Linked DNA regions of Homo sapiens: region 2 is linked to region 1. A link is a contact called in ENCODE Hi-C or POLR2A ChIA-PET data. All regions are on one chromosome and are shown on one strand. The core of a region is the stretch at or near the end of the contact, and the rest is flanking DNA. Distances in the headings are between cores, read along the strand shown. Region 1 holds the start of LINC01023 (long intergenic non-protein coding RNA 1023). Region 2 overlaps LOC105379117 (a long non-coding RNA gene).

Region 1 (6,188 bases), core at 1,066-3,565:
AATGAGGCAGATAGAGGTCAAATCCATGATTCACAGTCTCACAGCTTTTTAGTGTAGGTATCGTAATTTGAATCCAGGTAATCGAATGCAATGGCCACATTCCTTAACCATTATCTATGCTGCCTTGCCAGCTAGGTCTGTTAATTCAGAAGGAGAAGAGTGATTGTGAACATAAGGATGACCAACATCCATGCAAAATGACAAAACAGTAGAGAAGATCAGATCTTTTAAAGTAAAAAATAACTTGCGTGATAGACAAACCCAAGTTTGAAAACTTGCTCCACAACTTTCCAGCTACATGACCTTGAGGAAATTACTTAACTAAGTCTTAGTAATCTAGTTTTAAAACAAGGGCAATGACAGCACCAAGTTCACAAGGTGGTTGTGAGGATTAAATGGCATAATGCATGTAAAATGTCTATCAAGGTGGCTGGCATTTAATAAACACTGTATAAGTGTTGCTTACTGTTATTACTATTTTCAGTATTTTATTCTTCTTGGGCTTCTCAGCTTCAGACACCCTTTTTCTTTCTGTCTTTGTGGTCCAAGTACAGAGCTGTGTTGAACTAGGGTTGAATCTTACAAGCTCCAGGCAACCAGATCTTCACTTTCTTCCTGCAATTCTATTTGCCACCCACTATATCACTACTGATTTAGTGCCAGATTATAGATTTTCATCCACACATTTTAATTTAGAACCTTCCCTTTTATCTGGTTTTCAAGCATATTGTGTTAAAATTCCCAAATGATACCTTCAGAGTTTGCTACAAAGTCCTTATGATAGCTTTTAGAAAACTTAGTTGTTCTTAGGGGAACAATCATTGCTTTCCATTTCGTTACTGAATAGAAAATCTAGAAGAACAATATCAACTTTCAAATGAAATTATATGCCTGGAAGGGGAGTATAGATACAAAAAAAGGAGAGCACCTCATTATCACTCTTTCAAGCTGCTGGAGTGAAACTTGAGTCATTGCAAATTCCAACATCAAAAACTCTCTTGGATATACTAAAGAACATCATTATGCACATAGCGATAAAATGAGGACGTTATTAGAGGGAGCCACTACGAATAAAAGATTGCGAAATCAGATTTCTAAAATGAATAATACAATAAGCTCGTTAATAAGTATTGCGAAATAGCTCTAAAATTTCCAGCTGAAAGTGAATTCCTTGGGGTTTTTCACCAGCCAGGGGCATCAACTTTTTTTTTTTTCTTCTTAAATTACCCATACCTCTTTGCTGGCCCATGCGAGAATTTTCTATCTATAACTGTCTAAACACAAAGCAACATTTGATTTCGGTATTCATATTTATCAGAGTACTCTTCAAAATAAGTGAAATTAGGCTTCTTTTTAAGCTGGGGAACCTGCAAACGGCTTTTGAATGAAGAATAAGCATATGAAGAAGTCATGCTTCACCATTTTGCTGTAATCTTCTAAACTGCCTTCATGACGTAGAAACTTCTAATTGCAGAACATTTAAGAATTATTGCATGTCACCTCAATAAACCTAATCATTGAAGTTTCTTTTTTAGCTGATAGTAGTACATTTGGAAATACACATACCCGTCAGTTCATTTTCTCTGGCCATTTCCGTTTACCTCATACAGGCGTTTCAAGTGCGATCTGTCGCAGTCACATTCAGAGATTTTGGCCCTAAGAACTGCTCATGTTTAATGTTTGTAGTTCCAACGGTTTAACTTTTTTTCTCTCTCTCTTTTTTTTTTGGTGTGTAATTATAAATGTCTGAATTAATTAGTTGAGTAGGCTACAGGGTAGATAATAGAGCTAGTGTTAGATCCTTTTTAAAGGTTTTTAGGTCTCTATGAAGGGGGGGCGGGGAAAGGCAGGCGGGGAGTCCCCACACCCCACACTCTGCCCAAAGGTTAGGAAATTGCGGTCAGGGGTTCCTTGCCTTGGCTTCCACCACCTGAAGGCGTCTACAGCAATAATTAGAATCGAAACCAAGGAAACAAGAAATAGCTGAAAATAAAACACGAACTAAGAAATGGTAGTTTATTTTCTTTTTGCCATGCAGCAAAGGAGGGTCGAATGTAAAGCTGATACAGTTGCTGGCTGAGCTTTTCCCGCGGCAGCCAGTGCGTGCTTCCTCCACTTCTTCGAGACTTCTCCGTGCTCCTGCCCCACCTCCCAGGCTGAAGATTCATGCAGGCCCTGCGCTTAGCCCAGACTCTGGCCAGGCCCGGCCCAGCCCGAAGGTGGGCGGCTCCCGGCGCAGGGCGGCCCAGCCCCAACCACTGAGAGGAGGACCCTCCGGCGTCCTAGAGTGGCCGCAGGCCGCGGCGTCGGGTTGGAAAACCAGGAGAGCATGGAGCTTTTTCGCTGGTCCGGCGCGGTCTCTTGCGTTCCTGTGGCGGGCACCTGACTCCCCATGCCCGAGTACTGTCCTCAGGCGGAACGGCGTCTGCAGCGAGGAGCGGGGTTCCAGCAGGCTCGGCTGACGCGGTCCCTGGCATTTCCCGTGCTGGCCCTGGGTCGCCCTCGATGCTGCTTCCCGCTGGGAGCCTCCTTCTGACGGCGGAAAGGAGCTTCACCTGGGGCGGCCGGCGGGGAACGGAGAAGAATCCACCGGGGAAGTGGACGGGGCTGGCTCCCGGGCCTGGCGCTGCGGCTCTCGGGCCGTCAGACCTCCCGCGGGTTGCGTCACTTTCCTCGGTTTTCTAGACAGCAGTTGTGGGGTTGAATCCTTGCCGTGGTTTTGTAAGAATTAAATGAGATAATGAACGCGAACACCAATCATTGCTCTTTGTTGGGTGCTTCCTGTGGGCCTGGCAATATTAACAACACGAGCTCATTCATGCATTCATTTGCTACTCAGTGACTTTCCTGTCAATACTGCAAGGTGCTGGAGATGAGCCCCCACTCTTTGGTCAGTAAAACTGCCAAGATCACCGACCTTGTGAAGACATTTGAGGATGAGAGGTTGGTTGGAGCCTGGACGTGGAGACAGACTCTAAATAGTTAACTACAAGACACATGTAATTACAACTTTGAGAGCTTATAGCGGGAGGCCCTTTTGGGAAGGGGGTGGAGATGGAGAAGAGGAAGAAAGAAAGGGCTTCCCTGAGGAAGTAATATTGCAGCTGTGACCTGACAGATGAGGCCGAACCAGCTAGACTCGTGTTTCAGGCCTCGGGAATAGCATAAGGACTCCAGCTGGCTCCTTCCGGGTTGAGTCCTTATGCTGAAATTGGTATTTGGCACACACCAGTAGTAGAACGCCACTCAATGCCTTATTCTCTTCCCCTTCTCTCAGCTCTGTCCCCTCCACATAGTAGGACAATGAAACTGGTAACTATTTTTGGTCCGAATAGTCCTTCCATTATTATCTGTTATAGTCCACCATGCAGGTTCTTCCTAACTCCTTTTGATCAAAATAGATATTTTTGAAAATGTGAAGAAAGCAGTATCGTATCTTGTATGGTTTCTCATTGCCTTCTAAGTCAGATATAAACAACGAACTTGCTTGAAATGTTCTCTATCAGACCAAGGACCCATATTTAATTCCAACTTACACTCTGCTACACCCTTTCGCTAAATTCTTTAGTTGATGTTAACTGCATTTGGAACCCTGTATTCAGCGTTGAATTGCACATTCTGAAGCAATTGTGTTCTTACTCAGCACGCTCATTTCTGTATCCCAAGTATCTCCCTGCCTCCAGAACATGTTTACTCTTTAACCACTTCCTGATAATACAGTAGGCTACCATTACTCTAAATAGTTGCAGTTATTGAATATAGGCACATTTTTAAATTATAAGAATCCTATCCCAATCCAAGGTACAATTTGCTGATCGCATACTGATTCATTTTCCTCCCACTCTGGGTCCTTTCATCTGCTGTTCTCCCAGTCCAGATGCCAGCCAGGCATTTGAGAACCATCTGATGGTAACAGGATGGAGGCTGACTCAACTTCACTCCACCACCTGCCTTCCTGCCTTCAGGGAGATTTTGTACATAGCTTATCCTTTAAGTTCTTCTGCTTGTTACTGCTCACAGCACTGTGATTCTACTTTAGGCACCTTCTGTACATTCATATTCATTACTTTTTTTCTCCTCTTTCCTGTTTATGGTTAGAAAGGTGCTTCACCAATCTATTTTAGAACCAAAGAAGAGATCAAATTATAATAACATGAGCATAGTATTATGCTATAGGATACTAGTAAGAAACTCAGTTCCTCCTCTTTGTTCCCATAATATTTTGTGAATATGTCTATGATAGTATTTAATACATTGCATTATGACTTGTTGTTTGTGTCATTCTCCACTTATTAATTAGACTTCTTTGAGGATAGAGATTGAGTTTTTAAATTTGTTTCTTCATTTGTTCTTTTACTTAGCTCAATGCCTGGCAAAAAAACAAATCATTGTTAAATCAGTTTTTAGGTGAAATAGGGATAAGTGGGAGGCTAACTTATCCAGTCTTTGAAAATGCCTAGCGATCCCCTTCAGAATCCTCACACATCATCATCAATCTTCTTACCCTGTAAATAAATATACTTTTCTCACACATTAAAGATATTTGTAAAATAAATTTATTCAGTTTTTTTTTCTATTGCAGTGATATGTGTGTGTATATATGTATATAGTTGTATTTAAACTAAACAGGAGAAAAGGAGCAAGCCTGTGAAGTATTATTTCCGCATTTACCAGCAAGACAATTATCTCAGAAGATTAAAATGTGAGAGATACAACTAGTGTTCAAACCCTGCTCTTTCTGATGCCACAGTCAATGTTCTTTCTTTGGTAGAAACCAAACTGTATTTTTCTTATTGTTCAAGTAATGTAATTAACTATGGAAAAATAAGAAATTACAGATTAACAAAATAAAGCAAAAGTAAGTAAAATTCATCCATGATTTCATCATTCTGAGCTAATAATTGTTAACATTTTTGTGAATACATATACATACACACACATTACATATGCACAGTTGTTTGGGGTTTTTTACAAAAAGGGAATCACACTAATTTTAATCTTTTATAATCTACTTTTTTGCTTAACAATATGTGATAACTCCTTGATTCATTTATTCATTTATTCTAAGGTTTTTCATCCTGGGCACTGTTTACATATCGGGCCAGGTACTTCCTTGTTATGGAGGGTGATAAAAATTCTTTGCTTGACCAAACTTTATTCAGGCTCCTGAACCTTCTCCTAGGCCTGTCTGTATACTTTCTTGTAAAATCAGATTTAGCAACAAACTGTTGAGTCAGTTTAGCAACTGCCCCCCATCACCCGCATCCTTGATATATGATCACCATCAATATGTTCCTCATCCTCCAACATCCCTTAGACGAAATCTAATAACCCTAGCCTGTCATAAGCAAGAATCCTGTTAGGTTGTGTTAGCCAGAACCCTCCTTACCCTTGATGCTTCCTCTTAGCAGTTGTCCATTCACTTCTCCTACCCTGCTCCTTCTCTATAAATTCCCACTTGCCCCATGCTATATACAGAGTTGAGCACAATCTCTCTCCCCAACTGCAAAATCTTATTGCAATAGTCCCTATACCTATGGCAATGATCTTGAATAAAGTCCTCCTTGCCATGCTTTAGCAAGTGTCATTGATTTCTTTTACAGGGCCTGTCCTATGCAATGTACAATGCTTAACAGCATCCCTGGCCTTTATCCACTATATGCCATTAGTACTACCCCTTCTTCATTGTGGCAAACATACATGTCTCCAGACGTTGCCAAATGTCTCCTGGAGGACAAAATTGTCCCTGGTTGAGGACACTGATTTATTCTATATTACATTAATCAATTTTCTTTTCTTGACACTTGCCCACCCAATGACTATTAGAAACTCAATAGTAAATGCTTTGCTTTTTGCATTTTGTTCTAGAAATAGTTAATATCAAATTAGCAGAAGTTTTACAAAATTAGATGTTTTAAACTCCTTATTAAACTCTGAAATAATGCTACCAGACTCTGGAATGTTCTTTCGTCTTAGAATGTGCCCTCTTTATGACCTATGGATTTGTTGTTTAAAATTTAAAAGTTAGCTTTGAGTGAATGAAGCATAAATTATCTTAAAGCAAAGGTATAGTAACATTATGAAAAAGAGTATTAAGACTGATAGCCTTTGGGAGAAGTGAATTTGCTAAATGAGTGACTTTGATCAAATTTTTATGCACAGATATATGTACTTCGTAGATTTTTATC
Region 2 (6,625 bases), core at 1,333-3,832, 730 kb before region 1:
GTTCCGTTGCTGGTGAGGTGCTGTGTTCCTTTGGAGAAGGATAGGTGCTCTGATTTTTAGAGTTTCCAGTTTTTCTGCTCTGTTTTTTCCCCATCTTTGTGGTTTTATCTACCTTTGGTCTTTGATGACGGTGATGTACAGATGGGGTTTTGGTGTGGATGTCCTTTCTGTTTGTTAGTTTTCCTTCTAACAGTCAGGACCCTCAGCTGCAGGTCTGTTGGAGTTTGCTGGAGGACCACTCCAGACCCTGTTTGCCTGGGTATCAGCAGCGGAGGCTGCAGAACAGCGGATACTGGTGAGCACCAAATGTTGCTGCCTGATCGTTCCTCTGGAAGTTTTGTCTCAGGGGGGTACCCGGCCGTGTGAGGTGTCAGTCTGCCCCTACTAGGGGGTGCCTCCCAGTTAGGCTATTTTGGGGTCAGGGACCCACTTGAGGAGGCAGTCTGTCAGTTCTGAGATCTCCAGCTGCGTGCTGGGAGAACCACTACTCTCTTCAAAGTTGTCTGACAGGGACATTTAAGTCTGCAGAGGATTCTGCTTCCTTTTGTTTGGCAATTCCCTGCCCCCAGAGGTGGAGTCTACAGAGGCAGGCAGGCCTCCTTGAGCTGCGGTGGGCTCCACCGAATTCGAGCTTCCTGGCCCCTTTGTTTTCCTACTCAAGCCTCCGCAATGGTGGGCACCCCTCCCCCAGCCTCGCTGCCACCTTGCTGTTTGATCTCAGACTGCTGTGCTAGCAATGAGTGAGGTTCTGTGGGCGTAGGACCCTCTGAGCCAGACACAGGATATAATCTCCTGGTGTGCCATTTGCTAACACCATTGGAAAAGAGCCGTATTAGGGTGGGAGTGACCCGATTTTCCAGGTGCTATCTGTCACCCCTTTCTTTGACTAGGAAAGGAAATTCCTTGGCCCCTTGCACTTCCCCGGTGAGGCGATGTCTCGCCCTGCTTCGGCTCACGCTGGAGGCACTGCACCCACTGTCTTGCACCCACTTTCCAACACTCCCCAGTGAGATGAGCCCAGTACCTCGGTTGGAAATGCAGAAATCACCCATCTTCTGTGTCACTCACGTGGGAGCTGTAGACTGGAGCTGTTCCTATTTGGCCATCTTGGCTCTACCCTCTCCTGGCTTTTTATTAAACAATAAAATTAAAATGGAATTTATTTCATACTATTCAGGTAAAATTGGTTATATATATATATATCTCTTATTTAGCTATAAATAAACCCAGAAAGGAGGATCTGACAGGTTGGATGTCCTCCCAAGACTGCTAGAGACCAAGCTTTTCTCACAAGGGTGCTTTAATACAGAAAGAGATAGAGATGGCAGCAAATGGGATAGAAATATTTTTGTTTTAAGACACAAAACTTACTGTATGTAACCAATACATTTTAAAAAGTGTATAATAATAAGATTTATAATAATAGAGTATATCATATGTAAAGCCAGAAAAAAAATCCTTGGTTTACCTGTTTGGATTGTTTGGAAACTAACACTTCAACAAATAATCCTTTGAAATCAGAATTCTATCATTTTCATTACCTCATTTCCCCAAATGGAAAACTGTCTTTTTAACATTCTTACTTTATTAGATAAAGTATGTGATGGACATAAAGATTTTATCCCTCCTTAGGTACATATAAATCTTGTATTTCTGTTGCATTTCACCTACCTTAAGAAAAAAAAAAGAAAGAAAAGTAAAGTAAGAAAAGATTGCAGAAGCTTTGTAGCATTGAGAAAATGCATTATAGCATTTCAGAATATTTTGTTTGCTTGACTGAGAGCCAGAAATGATTAAACACTAAAATACAAATAAAATGTTTCTCAATCCAAATAGATTGGAAAAGATTTTCTGTGTTCCAATACAGTATAATTAACAAATGCAATAATGATTTTTGCCAAGGATTTATTACATGAATTTCATCAAAATGTTGATTTAGATCATTTGACCCATTAAACCCAATTTTAATTTTATATAAAAATTTTGGAAGTTTGTATATCTTGCTAATTTGATATGAATATTAGAGTATTATAGTTAGTCTAAATTTTTTCTTTCATTTATTTTTATTAAAAAAATATTTAGGTGTGCGTTCTCACTATGTTTGTCCAGGCTGGTCTTGAATTACTAGTCTCAAGTGCCTCCCCCTATCTCAGCCTCCTAAAGTGCTAGATTACAGGTGTGAGTCTAAATAATTTTGATTTAGTGTATTTAATACGTAATTCATTCACGTAGTTCAAAACTCAGAAACTTTAGAAGGTATGCAAAATATAAAAGTCTACCTTCTGTACATGATCCTTAGCTGCTCAGGGCCAGTCACCTCTATAAGTAACCACTGTTAGATTCTTATGAGTCATTCTGGTGTTATTCTGTATGAAAATGAGCAGATACAAGTACAGACCAATGACGCATTCCATTTCTCAGTTTGCTTGTCTTCTCTGTAGCAGTGACTGGCACTTACCACGCTCTGCATGTAGAAACAGTTACCCCTTGGCCTTTCTCCTGGCTTTCTCCTCCCTCTCTAGCACTCCTCTCCCTTCTCCCTGGCAGGCACTGTTTCCTCTGTGTCCGGTACAAACCAGTTCTTCTGTTTTCACATGACATATTCTTCCTGAGTGATCTCATCTATTCCCATCAGGCATAAATAAAGGTATTAGCATCAAAGCCATTTGTGGATGAAGAAAGTCTTTTCAGAAAAGATGAGTCTGCAGAATAAGGAGGAGACTGTTAGAAAAGAGCAACAGTAAGGGGATTTCTAAATGGAGGAAACAGCATATAGAAAAGCTAAATGGATAAAAGAGGGGCAAGACCACAAATGGAGTTACCAGCTCAATGTCTAACCTAAAAGATATTTGTTGCAAATGATGAACCAAATAATGAATAATGTTCAAGGAATATTTTTTACCAAAAGTAATTATTTCGCTAAGTCAACCATACAAATTGTGGAAACTGAATGAAAGGAAACTAAACTAAAAGAACTGAGTCTGCGTGCAAAGCAAAATGTGAATAAAATCGTAAATGAACACATGCTCTACGAGGAAACTAGTTTCTCAGCCTCCTGGTCATTGCCAGCATACTACTCTGCTTAGGTCACCTCTATGTGTGGAAAGGTCATCCAGACAGCTTTGCAGATTGGCAATTTGTGAACCTGTCTCAAGATCTATAAAACATATTGCAGCAGAACTTCAAAGCACACTTTGCCACATGGGTGGGAGACCTTTGTTTCCTTTTTTTTTTTTCTGCTTTTTAAGTCTGTAAACCATAATAAGGGCACATCAAAACCCTGTTGCTTTCTAATGTAACACAACAATGACATATTAAGTAGTATGAAAAGCATTAGCTTTCTTTTTGGATACCATTTTTTAAATAAACATTTTTTTTCTTAGACTTGCCATTCTCTCCGCTGAGAGAATAGTCTTCCAAAGTTGCAAATTCTTGTTCAAAAGCCAGAAGGAAAAGAAGCCATTCTGAACATACTTTAGCTGAAGAACATTTCTGCCCCTGTGAGGACAGCGTTCTGACTACCTAGATCACAGGATTTTTGCCTTTAGCAGAATACTTTTTGTTGATAAACCTTTATAATCTAAATTGATTGTTTCCATGTCTGTAAGATTCCCTTAGCTATATCTAAAAAGGACTAGGAAGAAACCCGAGGAACTGGTTCCTACTGCAGGAACAGACTGTGGTCATTGTCCTGTCACTTCATTTCCCTGGATTCCATTATCTTCCACTGTGCTAACATCACAGAACTGGTAAGAGAATCAGGTAAAATAAAATTACTTTTAAATCACAGATGCTATCATACAGGTGTAGGAATCTTCTAAACTTGGACCTACCTCTTGTTTGGGGTGATACCATACTTATATTTCTTTTTATCGCAATGAGATGGCAATAGCAGAATACCAATAGATAAAGCATTTCATATTCCCTTAATTCTCTGTGTGGTGCAAATGATAAACAATAGCTAAATTGCCTCCAGTTCTCTGCCTAAAGGTAGGACTCTTCATCCATCTGTCCTGAGCTCCGGTACCAAGGTCTCTCAGTTGGCAGTTGGGGAATAGATGACAAAAGCTTTTTTCCAAAGTTTTACATCCAAGTCAATGTGGGGAACCCCCACATTAAAAAGGGTAAATTCTGATTCTTTTTATCCTTTCCCCAGGGCAGAACTATGACCTCAATGAGAAATACAATTATAGCTTCATTGCAGGAGATTTACAGATATTACCCACATATTCTCACTATAAACATGTAGCCTCTCTTTCAGAAAAGGGCATGGTGACCATGGCATACTTTCCTGAAGAACAATGGTTTTGACCTAATGATCTTCAATGAGAAGAAAAAATGATATGGAAATGTCAGAGGTCTCAAGCCAATTTGGAAATTTTCAGGAAAGTGTTCTCATAACAAGAAGTGGCGTGGTATAATTAGAAAAGAGTTGTCCTAAAGTGAGATCTGAATTCTTGTCTGGTTACCCCATTTTGTTCTGTGTAACCTTTGTAAGTTACAACACTTGCAGGCTCTGCTTCCTTACCACCAATGCATGCCTACAATCTCTAAGCCCGCTTACAAGGCCAACACACTATGGTTTTTCTAATCATAGCTGTCTTTAATATTTTGAATCCTGATGTAACTTACTGGAGGGGAGAACAAAATGAAGTTTGAGTCTCTCAATGTTTTTCAGTGAGTTTTTAAAAACTGAACTTTTTAATCAGAGAGGCAAAATTTTAGTGGGGCTAATAAAGGCCTGACAATGACTTTCTTCTTTTCATTTAAATGTGGGAGGATGCTATCTGTATATGGGCTAATTTTGTCCACCACTGAACCAGAACAAATCCAACAAACTATGCCTGAATGTCTATCTCAGTGAGACTGCAAGGGCCACTGATGAATCAGAGTTAAGATGAGAGGAGATGAGGTCTCTATATCAAATGGATGATCTGTTTGTATCTAAAAGCCACTGTGTGCATAGGTCATGTTTTTAAAAGGGAAAAATATTCTCTGGCTACTTTAAATCCTATGAAGCAACTTTGGGGTTTCTATTCAACAGAACAAAAGGCAAGAACCAAGAGTTTTAAGTTCAGTTCAGACTTCAAATATCTGAGCATCAGCATGTCAATAAATACAGGCTAAAGTCACAGCTTCCCCAACATCACTGTCTCTCAGTTTACATACAATGTAAAAAAAGAATTTGATACAGCATCAGTCAAAGGTTTATCAACATATTATTTTAAGGTAATGAGATAAGGAGTTAAGTACACGGAAGTCATCTCACAGAAAGGTCGAATTTAACAACAACTACAAAAAATATGTTTTGATTTTCTCTAGACAAAGTCAATCTTAGTAAATTCAGATAAACAAAAAATAGAAATAATAAAAATCAACTGCAAGTCCAGCAATCTGTTAATATTTCCATGAGTTTCCTTATATTCTTTTTTCATGAATATATGCCTCCCAAAGTGCTGGGATTACAGGAGTGAGCCACTGTGCTGGGCCTGAGTCAGTTCTAAAGAAGAGACTGCAGCAGAAGTGGCTTGGCATGGCTTCCAAAGCTAGATCATGACAGGCTTCATGACTGAAGTAAAGAGTATTCGCTTTTCTTTGCCACACTTTCCTTATCTGTGAGATGAGAAAACTAATACTATCAATTTCATAGAATTATTTTTATAATATCATGGTTAATATACATGAAAGCCTTATCACATGTGGCTTGTAAGCAATATAAAATTGCAATCTACTATTTATTAAGTTGATTTTTTACTTTTTAGAAATTTCTGCCTGTATTTGGTATATATTCACATGTGGTTAAAGCTCTGCAGGTAACCATGAGTATTTTCTTAGAAATTTATAAACATAGAGTTGCTGGATCAAGATGTATGCATTCATTCAGAAAACACTGTCGAACTCGATTCTCACTTTGGAGTGAGAAACTCTGTTCTATAAAAGGCACATGGCATCAATTATCCTGATTTTGTGGGTGGATATTCCCATCACTTCTAAATCAGCTTTCATATTTTTATTAAAAAACTAGAAATAAAAAAGCAAAACATACTTGAGTTAGCAAGAAATCTTATGAACTTCTATGTCTTTTGCTACAGAACTAACAAGACAGAGTTTTCAGTTATTTTGCATAAAGTATCTAATTATGGGCCTGGGAATGGATGTGAATACAGCATAAAAAGATGTTATAATGGCTGGGTGGCTCATGCCTGTAATCCCAGCACTTTGGGAGGCTGAGGCAGGCAGATCATGTATGGCCAGGAGTTCAAAACCAGCCTGGCCAACATGGCGAAACACTGTCTCTCCTAAAAATACAAAAATTAGCCAGGTATGGTTGTGTACACCTGTAATTCCAGCTACTCGAGAGGCTGAGGCATGAGAATCTCTTGAACCCAGGAAGTGGAGGTTGCAGTAAGCCAAGATGGCACCACCACACTCCAGCCTGGGTGACAGAGCGAGACATTGTCTCACAAAAAAAAGAAGTTATAATTATATATATATATACAAATATATACACACACACACATATATGCCTATAAATTAAAAGCCTATATAAGTCAGAGTGCCTTGAATTGCAATGACAGGTAACTCAACCCAAAACGACTTAAGAAAAACAAATTATCAACTTACA

Evidence for each region. A loop is a pair of places that touch in the nucleus more often than their neighbours do. ChIA-PET counts read pairs that join two places held with the same protein, here RNA polymerase II (POLR2A). Pooled maps may share reads with other maps.
Region 2: a loop to region 1 is called in a map of CD14-positive monocyte, with 3 times the contacts of the local background. The contact joins the enhancer-like site here to the promoter of LINC01023 in region 1. A Hi-C loop is called at or near these places in 2 of 168 maps with a recorded cell type or tissue (CD14-positive monocyte and Calu3) and 10 of 50 pooled maps. POLR2A ChIA-PET finds 5 or more read pairs at or near these places in 1 of 52 experiments (MCF 10A).

What each region holds. Positions count from the first base shown.
Region 1 is chr5:108,724,388-108,730,575 of GRCh38, reverse strand. It overlaps LINC01023 (long intergenic non-protein coding RNA 1023), which reads left to right and starts at 2,315. Exons shown (of 1, transcript NR_046368.1): 1 at 2,315-2,751. RefSeq lists enhancers at 2,352-2,651, 2,491-3,072.
Region 2 is chr5:109,451,753-109,458,377 of GRCh38, reverse strand. It overlaps LOC105379117 (a long non-coding RNA gene), which reads right to left. Exons shown (of 8, transcript XR_001742838.2): 1 at 6,625; 2 at 2,459-2,702. Among named protein-coding and RNA genes, the nearest start is that of PJA2, 45 kb to the right of the region's middle. Within about 2 kb of position 2,582, at least 15 of the 41 ENCODE cell types and tissues checked have a DNase peak (open chromatin) inside an H3K27ac peak, as active enhancers do.